2 separate regions of the Mus musculus genome follow, and region 2 is linked to region 1. Evidence: chromatin contacts called from ENCODE Hi-C data. All regions are on one chromosome and are shown on one strand. The core of a region is the stretch at or near the end of the contact, and the rest is flanking DNA. Distances in the headings are between cores, read along the strand shown. Region 1 has its middle 210 kb from the start of Gm33073. Region 2 has its middle 56 kb from the start of Gm33073.

What was found. Hi-C counts contacts between places; a loop is a spot of excess contacts on that map.
Region 2: a map of mature B cell shows a loop between it and region 1 (2.2-fold over the local background). The contact joins two enhancer-like sites. A Hi-C loop is called at or near these places in 1 of 37 maps with a recorded cell type or tissue (mature B cell).

The regions. Positions count from the first base shown.
Region 1 is chr13:82,906,055-82,912,991 of GRCm38, reverse strand. No RefSeq gene overlaps it. Among named protein-coding and RNA genes, the nearest start is that of Gm33073, 210 kb to the left of the region's middle. Within about 2 kb of position 3,218, at least 1 of the 3 ENCODE cell types and tissues checked has a DNase peak (open chromatin) inside an H3K27ac peak, as active enhancers do.
Region 2 is chr13:83,061,090-83,068,026 of GRCm38, reverse strand. No RefSeq gene overlaps it. Among named protein-coding and RNA genes, the nearest start is that of Gm33073, 56 kb to the left of the region's middle. Within about 2 kb of position 3,183, at least 1 of the 3 ENCODE cell types and tissues checked has a DNase peak (open chromatin) inside an H3K27ac peak, as active enhancers do.

The DNA.
Region 1 (6,937 bases), core at 1,969-4,468:
GCGATTGCGCTTTGATACTGGCAACTTGAACAATCATTGAGGAAATTTTTGATTCTTAGTGGAACACTGCCAGCCTGAATCACATCAAATACCTGCTAGTCGTTTACTTTTTCTTTCTTTCTTTCTTTCTTTCTTTCTTTCTTTCTTTCTTTCTTTCTTTCTTTCTTTCTTTCTTTCTTTCTTTCTTTAATCTGAGAACCCATGAATGTTCTTACACCAACTGATCAAAGAACATTGACCCAAATGGAGTCAGAGACTGAAAATGCCTCAACTAGGAAGTTGATCCTGGTTGCTATTTAAATCCGTTGCTTAAGTGTCCTCGGCATCCATGCTGCATTCTTTACTTGGTTCAGGGGGCAGACATTTGGGTCAAAATATCCCTAAGCATTTGTTTGCTAATGTGGACTTTAAAATGTTTACAAACAGCTGTTACAATAACCCAAATACCCGAAGCAAAATATAACATATTCAAGGATCAGACTGTTAATGACAAACATTTGTTCCAACAGCACCTAGTGGCTCAGGGTAATAAGACCCATGATGATAATGGCATTTGTCACATGTGGGCAGCTGTAGTCATGAGTGGAAGTGACTACCCTCTTACATGCCCACTTACCACTTTGAAACCAAACCTCATTGTAGTAACAATGCCGATGTCAATCCAAGAACAGTTTTAGATAAATTAGAAGCTCTGAGTTTCTAACAGAGAGGGAGAAATAGCACAGCAAATAAACTGAATAGATTTTGCTCAGTATTACTTACATGTTAGGACTCTAGGCTATTCACTATAATCAAACAACAGCAATAACAACAACAACAAAAACCTCGCTGTTTACAAGTCTAATCACTTCTAGTTGCTGTTTTTGTGCAGACGCTCTTCCGGAAATTGGTCTCTGAAAGAAGAGGGTTGTATTTTTGGTTTTGTTTTCTTGTTTACTTGTTTCCTTGCTTGAAGTCACCTGAAGTGAGCTTTGAAGGGTAAGATATTTGTCGGTTCGGGCTTGTTAATATAGTTATCTTAGAAATCAGTAGGATGAAAAGGCCAACAAGGAAAGAGACAATAAACCCAAAAGATGCCCCACCATTCCACAGGGGCACTTGTTCCACTATATTCACAGTAGCCTTATTTGTGATAGCCAGAAGATGGAAACAACCTATCTGTCCCAAGACAGAAGAATGGATACAGAAAATGTGGTTCATTTACACAATGCAATACTACTCATATTGTCCAACTGCATTTCCCCTCTTCCTCGTTATAGTAACTCCATTCCAAGGACTCATTTCTTGCTGCTAATGAAATATAAGGACAGGTGTAACTATCATGTTCACTTTAAGTGTCAAAGCATCCAGTAACAAGAACTCCAGCTTGACGAGTAGAGATGTGTCATAGAGTTTCCAGGTGTTTACAGAGAACATGAAATATAACAAGAAAATATTCTTAGCTAAAGTCATCTACTGTAATTTTGAGCAAATTCTCAGTGCTTTTCTCTCAAATTGTTTTCTTGAATGAAAAGCCAACATTTATAGTTTCACAAATGTGTATTAATGTGCATTAATGTTTGAATTACCTGGCATACCTTGTCATCACATGCTTAAAAATGACTCTAATCACCTAGAGATGGATATTTATTGATTTTATTATTCTTGCCAATGACATAATTATATCTGTTCATACTTTTTTTCAGAATCAACTACAATATAATACCACACTTACAGACTTGTTTAGGAGACAAACATAGTGTCTACTGGGATGACCCAAAAAGAGACAAAATACATTTTTAATACCACTCATCAGTTGTAAATCCTTTTTATTTTTTTCAACCAGAAAGGTAGAGAAAGGAAATGTTAAACTTTCATGCATCATTTAGGTTTAGTACAGTTTTTCAAAGCTGACATTTTCTTGTTTCAGAATGTAATCTTTATGTAAAAATGGTTCTGTATGAGAGTTACAAATCAATTATGTCCTGATCATGTGGACCAATACAGAGTATATCTATAAGAAATTAAAAGACACAATTCGTGTTAATTCATTAGGATTAAAATGATTGTGTAAAGGAAATTAACATTACTATGAGTTTTAAAAGATAATTTGCAATTTAATTTTAGATTATGTATTCTTTATTTATTTCATACCATGGTAAACAAATTGTCAATTTAAAATAGTTTAAATTTACTTTTCACAGTCAAATACTGAGGGAGATAACAATTTCTTTATACACAACAAAAGTTTACTTATTACCTAAGCTTGCACCCTTACAATTTGTTTCACTGTAAAACTATTAACATTTTATTTGAATGTAACATAGTCCACATTCATATTTTTCTTCTCCATGAATCTGGAGATAGCTTAAAGGCAATCAGTTGTTTGCTGTAGATATGACAACTTCTTAGGGCTTGTGATGGTTCTGTGTCTGAATAGGGGGATTTTTTAAAAGAAAACTCCCTCACCAGAGTTACCCGCATGTGTTTTTTAAACATGAAAATTCTCTTTCTATTATTCAGAGGTTTTATTAAGAAATCTGTTGACTTCAGCACTAAAAATATCTCAGATCCATTCTGACTGTTTCACAAATTGCATGAGGATTCATTTTACTGGTGCTTAAATTGCTCATGTGCTTCTAGTGAATCCAAGTAGAAATAGAAGACTGTATTTTCTGCATATACTCTATGCATATACTCTGCATATACTCTACGGATGAGACCTCTGTGGCATTTTGCATATATTACCATGTTTATCATTAATAACCATTAGGCAATCTAACAATTACTTTCCTTAAATTACAAAGAAGGAAACTGAGGCTCATGAAAGTGAGTGATGCCACCAAGAAAGACATGGAAGAAGGTTTACTGTTTGTGTGTATTTAGCATCAGCCTATCTGTCACTCCATTATTGCGCTGCTTCCCAGTGAGTTATTTAAAAGTGATTGCTTAGTTACTTTCCTCCTAAGGGATTAGCGTACAATACTGAAAAACCCATATCTGGATTAGATTCTTTATTCCTTTAAAATTATCAGGAATTTTATATGGTCAACTAAAAAGAATTACTGAGAAAGAAATCATCACTGAGAGAAACGTATATGAAGCAGTCTGGGGTTTGGAGAGGCATGCAGCTTTGGAACCGGCCATGTGCGTTTTCTCTCTCTCTCCTCATCTACTTCTCTTCCATGGGGATTTATCTCTTGTAGGTAAAGAGGGCCTGATTAACCACGATTGGAAAAATCAAATTTGGAGCCACGATCTATTCTCTCTGCCACCCATACTGAAGCATTAGCCATAAAGAAAATGACTGCATATGAAGTTCTGCGTTCATATCAATTCATGTCCTGGGCATATCTCTCCTTATGGTTTTATCAGTCTCAGGGAGTGCTTTGCCTTTTCTTATTAATTTAAATAAAATATTTTGATGATTTTCCATTCATGTGTATAAATCTTACTCTGAATATGAGGACTCTCATTTTCTAAACTTTAAGCTGGGAACTCTACTGTACTTTGTTTCCCTTTTAGGATTAGTTGCAAAGTTCTAATTGACAGAATGAAAAGCAAAAGAACCCACTGAACACCCACTACATGCTTTTTTAGAAAGGGGAAACATTCTATAAAAAACACTGAACAATGCAAGACACACACGGATGAACACGTGTCTTAATGACATTCTATGTGCAGTTCCTTCCCCAACACGTCCTTCTCACCACGCAGCACATAAGCCACAGAACACAGAGCCCTGGGAAGTCTGCTTTTAGTAGCATATATGCATTTTCAAAAATGTTTGTCAGTCCCAAAATCCTAGTATGTATTTCAAGTGGTTAGGATTTTAATATTTTTAAAGCCTGGCTGCCATTTTGTTGTAGCAACTACACAGTGTGGTTTGTATATAATTCGAGGACAAATTTTTATATCACTCTTTTCTTTTTATATGTTGTAAAAAATTAATTTATTAGAACTAATTAAGATAGGATCAACATTTTGAAGAAGCAGTTTTATTTAAAAAGCAAAACCGAACCAAACCAAATTAACAACAAAAATAAAAAAGATCACTCAAAGTGCTGTCGGGTGGCCTATGGATGATTTAAAAATCTTTCTTTAAGAGGTGGGATATGTCAGGTGGTGTCCAGTATTCCTGTATCTGAAGTGCCTATATTTCAGTGACCTATACAGGTGTAAGCTTGTATAATAAGACTTGACAATGAAGAGACATTTGCTTATAAATAACGTCTCAGGGAAGAAAATGCCTAACAATTTTTACATATGCAGCATTCATCCCATAAAAAGAATAGAAGTATCTTATCTTCTATTCTGCTAACAGGTTTCAGCAGTTTTCTGAATACTTATGAGTAGCTCAGAAATTCATATAAGTTCATGTAATTCACACAGCATCTGCTGTAAAAAAAATAGTGATAATTTACATCCAATTAAAATATCTCTCATTAGATAAAATGATTTAATAAACCAACAAATTTATATAAGAGGATAGTATTCACTGGGAATAAAATGACTCAATTTGCTATGCAAACAAAAAAATCAATGAGCAGAAAACTGGAAAAGGAACACGTCCAATGTCTTTTATATAAAATTTTAATTTGTTGACTTAAAAAGAAAAACGGTGTCCTTACTGTCTTAGAATTTATGTGAGTTATTTAAAAAAGCATGTCTATTCATTGGATGAAATTCTTATTAAATTGCTAAAAATACATTTCTGAACTCCCTGTATCTGGTACAGAAGTAGAAATTTCAGTAATGTTTGCTACATATTATCACCTTCCTGCTTTTTTAATGTTTTACAGTTGTATTGCATGGGACTGTATGCAATCTTGACATAAAAGGAAATTAAAGTTTGTAATTTCTTTTTATGCTATAAGATTCCGTTACCTTTAAAATAAGCTTAGATCTATCTGGCAGGCAATTATGCAAATGCATTCTGTAAGGGCATATACTAATGATAAACCATGAAATAAACTCAAGAAAAAAAGAGGTGTCGAGCGAAGAAAAAAGTAAGTCTTGCTATTTTTTCCTTTAAATATTTTTAGGGCTCTTCACCACTGCTGTTGGGTCATCTCTCTTAGCTGTACTCCAGAGCCTTTGTCAGTCTGGAGGAGGCAGCCATGTGTCCATGGCTGCTTATTTAGAATGGTGAAGACAGATGGCCTGGAATTGCTGGAGAAGACCTTAAAATATATTATAAAGAGGAAAGGAAAGAAAAAGAAACAATGAGAGAGGGCATAAAAAGGAGACAAATATGTGGCAAAGAAAATCACAAACACACACACACACACGCAGGCATACATTCACGGGTGAGGATAGACTTCAGAGCAGTAGGACTGGATTTAATATAATTACTTCTTTATATAGAAGCTCAAATTTCATTGTTCTTGATATTATCTCTGTTTAAGGAGTTTTGAACAGCACAGCCCCTCCTGTTTTGACAGAGCAACCTGGGTAAAGTGTGATATATATTTGCTTCTCGTGCCTCCCAAGCTTGGACTGTGAATTTTGAATTGTACAAGGTCTAGAGCTTGACTTATCTGAATCATACTGAATGAACCATACTGAAACCCATGACACCTTAACTCAATGTTTAAATACAGTTTCTCAAAATTATTTTGTCTAGCTTATCACCTTTCTTTACCCTTTTCTATAATTTTTAGGAAGATATAAAATATATCTCAGTAAAGACCTTATTGAGGGATGGTTTATGTATCTTAGTTATGGGAGAGGAAGAAAAAGATAGTAATGTGTTAGTTTGAGAATATCAGTGCATAACAGTATGTTTTCAAATTGGAAGGCTCGAGGAGATATTTCAGTAGGATAAAATGGCATGAATTGATATCCTATTATGCATTTTGTATGAACATCTTCCCATTTTCCAGCTTCACTCCATTCCTCCAGGCTTCCGAGTGTGCCAGGTAAAAGCATACTAGTGTATCCACTGCCAGCTTCTCTCCTACTTCTAAAACAAATAATAGACTTCAAATTTCTTCTTTCTGCTTCCTGAGTTGTCATGGTTATCAAATAACACCTCCAAATTCTCTCTCATTTTAACTTTTTTGATTTTTCTGCTTTATATAAACAGGCTGAACGAAGACAGAGGAAAAAATAACCATCAAGTTTGGGATTTATAAGTAGTGAAGGAAGCATTAAACATGAAATGCAAAAAGAAATGATTTCTTACCCTCAAATGTAAATTAAGGTTTTTAGCTCAAAGTATTAAGTCTAACAAAATACCTGAGTTTTATAGTGGTTCTCTTAACAAGGTCCTGGAAACAACCATACAGCCTGTTAAACTGTGTTGTGGTTAGAGATCTTCTACGAGGATCCTTGTCTTCCAATGAAACAGCAGAAAGGATGTTGGATTTCTAAAGTAAATCAAGGGACTTTTTTGGATACCAGGTCCTTTAAAAATAGAATGGTCAGAAGGTTCATAAACAGAGAACTTGAAATGCTCAATACTTTTGTCTTACAAAAACATCTGTTGCTCATATGAACATTTTGAACACTAAATGCTTCATCTTGTCCTAAGGAGGTGTGCTGGGTGGTGGCTTCCTGCGGACTTGGCTCCAAGGAGGTCAGACTAACTCCCTGCCCACTTGGCTCAGCAATATCCCAGTGGTCAGCACGTCTTGCCATAATCACATAGTGGCGCCCCAAGCCCGATTCTAAACTGTACTTTGTACCTTCTAATGAAAGCATCCCGAAATATCCTTAACCACTCAGATTCTGGAACAACCATGACCTCAGACTGGACCAGAGTTTGCTCAGCAAGAATGGCTGGTGAAAAGCTCCCTGTGTGACAGACACTCCTCCTGTCCTCACTAGTTTTTGTCACTTTACCTTTTATTATTATGAGAATGAGCTGAGAAGCCTGTGACATAGCGATCCTGGACAGAAACGTGTTACACTATCACACAACAGCACAGTTTTGATTGTGTTTGAAATACTGTCA
Region 2 (6,937 bases), core at 1,934-4,433, 160 kb before region 1:
AAACAAGATTTTAAGATAGTAAATATAAAGCAGTTGAATGCATATGTGTAGTATCTATAGAGACATCTGTGACCATCTTTCATTTAATGTGCATTCAAAGTTTTTAAATTAAATAAATAGAGATACACTCCAGGAGACCTGAGATGACTTTCCACAGACTATCTGACATGCCTTTTAAATCTAACTACAATCTGCTTTCTCTGAAAATTTCTCTGCTCACTCAAGCCGAATCTGTCTCTTCCATGGCACTTGTTCACATCCTGCATTTTCCTTTAGCACTGTGTGGTATTCTTCCTGTCCCCTCTGCCTGTCACTTCCTTTTAGCACTTTCTGCTCAAGAATGCCTCATTTTGAGCTGTTGCCTAATAGAAAGCTATTAAGCTCAAGCAGCTACATGAGATCTCCATGGATCACTTGGCTAAGGGTTTACTCGTCCTTCCTCAGTTTGTACTTATTTCATGTGTTGCATTGTGATTGATTTCATATATTATAGATTCATTTAATATATATGTAAAGAGCTGCCTATTGTTTGCTACGAGTGAGAATTATATCTCTGCTTTAGCAAAGCTTTAATTTTAACTTGTTCATAAAGCATAGTTTCTTAAGGTGAAGGTTATCAACTAATCATGTTTAACTCTTGAATGTAGTTAAGATTTTGAAAGTCAGTGTGAAATAGTTATACTGATGGAGTGGGAGGGATGATGGAAGGAAGGGAGGGAGGGAGGGAGAGAGGGAGGGAGAACATAAAGTTGGATGAGTAGGTAGGTGGGGGAGATGTTAAGGGAGAGTTAAGAAATGATTAAAATCCAATTGTATGAAATTCTCTAAAAATTAATAAAATTGTTTTTAAAATTTGCTATGTTCATCTATTCAAATACCTACATGCCTTCTGTTTTTTAATTTTTTATTGAAAATAAAGGATTTTTAATACAATATATTTTGATCAGTTTCTTCTCCCTCATCTCTCAAATCTTTCCCACTTCCTGACCAATTCAAACCCATGCCTTCTTTCACTCTTAAGTAAACAAACAAAAAGGACGAAAAACAAAAATCAAAACCAAAAGCCCAAGAATAAAACCAAAAATGAACAAACAAAACAAGAAGAAATAAACAACAAAAACCAAGGTGTTATTTTGTATAACGTAAATATATATTAAAACTGTTGAAGACTTTATCTTCTAAAATACATGTGAAATTTTCACAAAGAGAGAATTGTGAGACTAGTTATAAAATACTGACTTATATATAATGCATAGTAAAAGAAGGCATTGATATTGGTATTTTACTCTGCCATTCAAAATTTTCAAAAGGAAACAATTTATGGGAAACCTTGAATATTTGAATGATTTAACTTTTCACCTCATAGTGTGTGTGTGTGTACTGAGGTTAACGCTCTCCCCTCCCCCAATGTTGGCTCCCATGAACGTTATATAGAAAAAAGAAAGACTAGAAAGGAGAAGTAGGCACGTTACATTTTGCTTAGGTCGGCTGGCAGATTTCCATGATGTCAGCCCTATTTCGTTTTGCTCTAAAAGCAGGAGCTCATGGGTTTGTTTTTGTGTTTCTTTAAACCTGTGTCCACTCATAATCCTGAGTTCCTCCCAAAGATTATCTTCATGCCCTTGTTAATTGTGACAATTCAAATATAAGGATTTTATTTTTCTTTTCAGTTGATGTGTGACCCTGGTCGCATTTTGACTGAGCTCATGGAAACAGTACTGAGAAGCCGTCTATAAATAAGTAGTTTTGTTTACAGGAACTTACTGTGCAACTGGACTTCGAACACCTGCTGTTCAAGGCTGAGAAGGGAGAGGAGGGGTTTCAGTCCTCTTTACTTGCAGACAATTCCCTCCCACCCCAAAGCAGATGTGGGTACAATCCCCCTGTTAATGCCCCACAGGGATTGTTATAATGCTTTCCTGCCCACCCCCCATTCTACCTCTCCTTACTATTAGATTTCTAAAAATCTACTGAATTTGACTAATGTGTCAAATAAACACAGGATGAAAAAAAAAAGAGTATGTGAAAGCACTATACTTAGAATTATGAAAATAAATATCTACAATTTTTATACTTACCCGTAATTTGTAGTTTCAGCCAACTAAGAAATGTCAATCCTGTGAGCTACTGAGAGACTGGAGTCCAAATGGAGCTTCTCAAATGGCCTTGCAAGTTGGTAGATATAAATATGACAGTGTTTCTGTCCTGTCCTTTCTATGGTCTTTTCTGTCTTTGATGCATGGTGTGTCACAGCAGAAATCATCGCTGTGTTTATTTGATATGGTGATCATTCAGCTAATAAATAAATAACAAAAGCCAAACATTTGTTTACCTAAGATATATTTTGTGAACTTACAATGTCATTAGAACAGAAAAGCAACTCTTCTAATGTAAGGCTTACTGAAACTTACTACTAAGGAAATGAGAAAATGAGTAGGCAGAAATTGTATCCTATAAGCATGATGGAATAATGTGAAATAATATTTTAAAAGAGAGTCTGGGGAAAATTCCCCCTTTCCTCTTCCCATTTAGCCTGTTAGGCCATACTTCCAAGTGGCAGAGCCCACGCTGACTCTGATGGTTGGGAACACATCTCTAAGAAGAACTAGTACTGTATTCTGAGTCACATTTTCTATTTTTATGTAAAGTCCTATTTAGAGCTTGGCTACTATTAGACTTGTCCTGATTTCCCTTAGTTACTGTGATTTAGTCGGCTGATTATTTGCAACATGCACTTTAGTAGTTAGAGACAGTTCTTGATAGATGCCCAAGGTTAGATCAACACACAGGTAGCCTATAATACTGAAAATCGAATCACCTTTAGAATATCTTATTCATTCAATTAGTGAACAGAACTATATTCTCTTACAGAAAGTAGGAAAGAATTATTTAGAAACTTTCACCAGAAACCATCTGTCAATGGATATAAAAGAACTGAAGGAGAAGTCACCTCTCCTTTCAGAGTCGTGTCTTCATTAGTAATTATAAGCAAGTGGATCCAGAAATAGACATGCAGGATCGGAAGACACCACCGCAGTAGCCAGTACTTTCAGACATCACCACAAAAACATGCACTCAATATTTCACAATCATCGTCCCTGGCAATGTCACAACACTGCCTCGGGCAAGGTTCTGCTACCCTTTTAGAGTAGAATATGCCCCTCCTCCCATAAATCACTCTTCTTGAAGGGCAAACTAAACTTTCTTGGTTTCAAAGCCATGCTTGCCACAGAGTAGGAAACCCTGCTCATACCATTGGAAAACCATCTTAGTGTTCTTGGCTAGCTACAGAAATTTTCACAAGCACAATTGCTGGCAACCCTCCTGTCTTCCAGCGTGGAGCCCTGGAAACAGAACCCTGCAGGCTTTATTTCTAACAAGATGATTTTACATTACCCTTGTGCATGGAGAAAGGATTCATGCTTTGTTGTTGTTGCTACTGCTGTTTTCCTGCTTTCCTGAGCTCCTGATAAAGCTAAATTTATTTAGGATAGTAAACTTAGTCACATTGAAGACTTTATCTTGTCAACAAATTTCTCTTATTTTTCTAAAGACCCTTTTGGGTTTCCCTTCTTCAAGGTTACCAAACAGTAAGTGAACTGCACAATTTGTACATTTATCAGTTTAATTGATGATAAAATATGAAAATAAATTCTAAACTTTCACTGCATGTCCAGTGGGCATTGATTTTTATACTTGAATTGAATAGAATATAGTTTGGATGCAGCCATTATGAGGCAAAAATTTAAAAATAGTGACACATTTTACTCCTGGCTACTACTACAATTTAAAGTAATTCACCCCTATCTCATGGCATTGTGGAATTAAAGACAATGCAGTCTACACAAATAGCTGGAATCAAGCATCTCAACTAAATATTTTTATAGTGGTGAAGCTTAGTAAACCTCAGTGAGAGAAGAATCTTATGTTTCCTATCATCAATTTCTCAATTCTAGAAATTCATTGTTGTAGAATCAAAAAGAGAATTCACAACGCAATGAGGACAAAAAGGGAATTATTGTGAAGTTGGAAGTTTTTTCCTCTTCACCTCGCTAAGGAGCAGGCTGCACTTCTGAAAGGAAACTTACCCATTTCCTTATATTTTAATTAACATATAAGTTCACTAAAATATAAAGAATAATGGCATAAATATTATATCTTGGTAGCAAAAGCATATTCACAATTTCACTTCAAAAGATGGCAATTCTTGTATTAAAAATTAAAAGAGACATGATTAAAGCATCTGTGATATGAAGTAGATTTAACAATTTCATTGTCACTAAATTCTGTCTCTGTTTTGTAGGAAAATAAGTACAATTATTGCTTCATTTGATCATATTTTAAAAATTGGATGACTGATTTTATTAGATAACAATTTTAAAAGTTTTATCACTCAACTCACATAAGTGTGATAAATGATAATGTATTTCTAAAAGAAATTAAGAAGCCAAGTTAAAATCTAGAACTGATTTTCTGGAAAAGATCCTCTTTTCCCAACTTTTAAACTTCAGATAAAATTATTGTCAATTTCTTGAGACAGAATACTCAAAACAAGAATGGAAAATACAAATACTTAAATTATTAGTAGGTTTCCTTCATGAGGAAAGGGTTTCATTCCTTAGAACATAGTAGAAATTATTATTAATTCTTCTGAAGTCAAGATCACTGTAGATGTCACAGTTATAGTCACCAGTCTCAGAGAAAACAGAGACTTAGGTGAAATGTGTGACTCAGGCCTGTCTATATTACCTAGTTCCTTCTCAAGCCCCACTCCCTCTAGAATTAGAACGAAAGATGGAGATTTCGCAGGAAGAAGCAATTGTTTCTCCAGTTAGCAAAAGCATTTATAGATAGCAAGAAATAACTGTCCTTAGCAGAGTGTATGATGAAGTATATTTTGCATACCTAACTTATACATCACCACTTTCCAAGGATGATCATTGGGTTGAAAAAGATAGAATTCACTTACTCACTCATTCATTAGTTCTATGAAGAAGTATTTTTCAGCAGCAATTTCTATGTACCATGGAGCTGTAGACAACATCAATGAACTTTCACACATTTATGTGAGTTGAGATATAAAATTTACAATTTATTGTCTAATATATTGAAAATGGTATTGGCAAAATCTCTGGACAAATTACTTGGCAACTGATAGACTTAAGCTGAGAGTTTTCACTGTAATTACAGCAAACAATAGGTTGTCTGAAATTTTTGGAATCCCTATATTTTTCAAATTTCCTAAGTATGTAACAAGCAATATAGGTGCATATTTATTTAGCTCTACTCTTTGTAATTACAATTAAGATATGACGTTTGTTTCTGTTTCTTGTGTGTGTGTGTGTGTGTGTTTGTGTGTGTGTGTTAATCTTAACTAATAGTTTATATTTTGTTGAGGAATGAAGAGCTAGCTATCCAGCACAGAAACTGTGCAAAAACAATGTTCAATAAATCCACTTTCAACAGTAGGGTGAACTCTACTACATGTACATCTTTATAATGGTTATATTATAAACTGGGGGCTTATGAATCAAGGGTGGAATCATTTTTAAGTAGTCATCTGAAGTCATCTAGAAATAGCATTGCTTGTGTCAGGGAGCTTCATCCGAGGCATGAACCAGTAATGGTTGTTTACGTGACAGTGATTTCTGCAGTTACGAGTGCCCAGATCTGTTAAGCAGAGAAACAGTGCTTCTCCCTGCTCAGCCGTAGTCTTCTGCTCTCAGTGCATGGTGAGGAGTAAGAACAAACCAGGAAGAAGACAAGCCATTGTGCCTTAGCTCCCGGCTCCATCTAATCATCACCACCATCCTCATCATCCATCATCACCACAATATGTAGTTGGAACCTGAAAATGGCTGCAAATATAATATATGCCTATGCTGTGACCAAGGAGCACAGAATGCAAATTCATAGTTTACTAATAAGCCATGGCTGGAGAACAGTGCAGTCACTTTCTACATAGCCTAAAATCACTCAACGGTTTCAGCTATAATTCTCCGGGATCTGTACGTACAGACAAACTTAAGTGAAGAATGGGACCAGGGAACACAAACAAGAAACCCCTCAGGGAGAGGAAGGTCCAGATTTCACAGTGCTTGCACACTAAAGTAACCGTAGAAGTTGTGAGCATCCTACCAATTGATTGTAAACTGGATATGAGTATTTGCCTCAGGCAGGTGATAGGTGTATAGCTTTAACTCTGAAATGTATTGCAACACTTCTGCTTCATATTTTTATGAGAGACTGGAAATCTGAGGATTCCTAAGAGTTAATAAATGAAACCTTACAAGTTTGGCTGGGACTGGGAAGGTAGCTTTGTGGCAAAGTTCTGTCCTAGAATTGCAAATAAGCATAGCTTGAGCCAAGAAACTGAAAGGAAAAAGGCTGACCAAAAGGTACCAAAAATGTCCCAATACATAATCTTTAAAAAAACATTTTGTAATTTTATATAAAAAAGACTATAGTGTCTCAGAGCTTCACTGACAGCCAATAGATGAAATGCCTTCCCAGAGTTGTTAATTCTCAAAAAGGCATATGTTTTGTACTGTACTCAATAAACTACCTGAGATAAAGCTGTCCTCATATTATCAGTAAGTCCTCAGAGCCTATCACCTTGCTTACAGTGGCAAGTATTTGAGTATATATTTGAAAGAAACAAAACAGTGAAATCATCACCTTTATTATCAAAATGATATGTTGAAAAATAGTCATTAGTTCAAACACAGAACAAGAGAGAAGATAAAAAGAATATGAATTTGTATTTTGACAAATAGATGTGTAAGAGGCCATTCTGGTAGCTGTCAAATATTCTGATGCTGAGGAGATAAAATGTTTCCCTGACAAATGTGAGGAATAGAGTTCGAATCTTCAAAACCTATGTAAGAGCTGACCAACCAAGTTTACTGGCTGTCCAAAAAAAAAAAAAAAAAAAAAC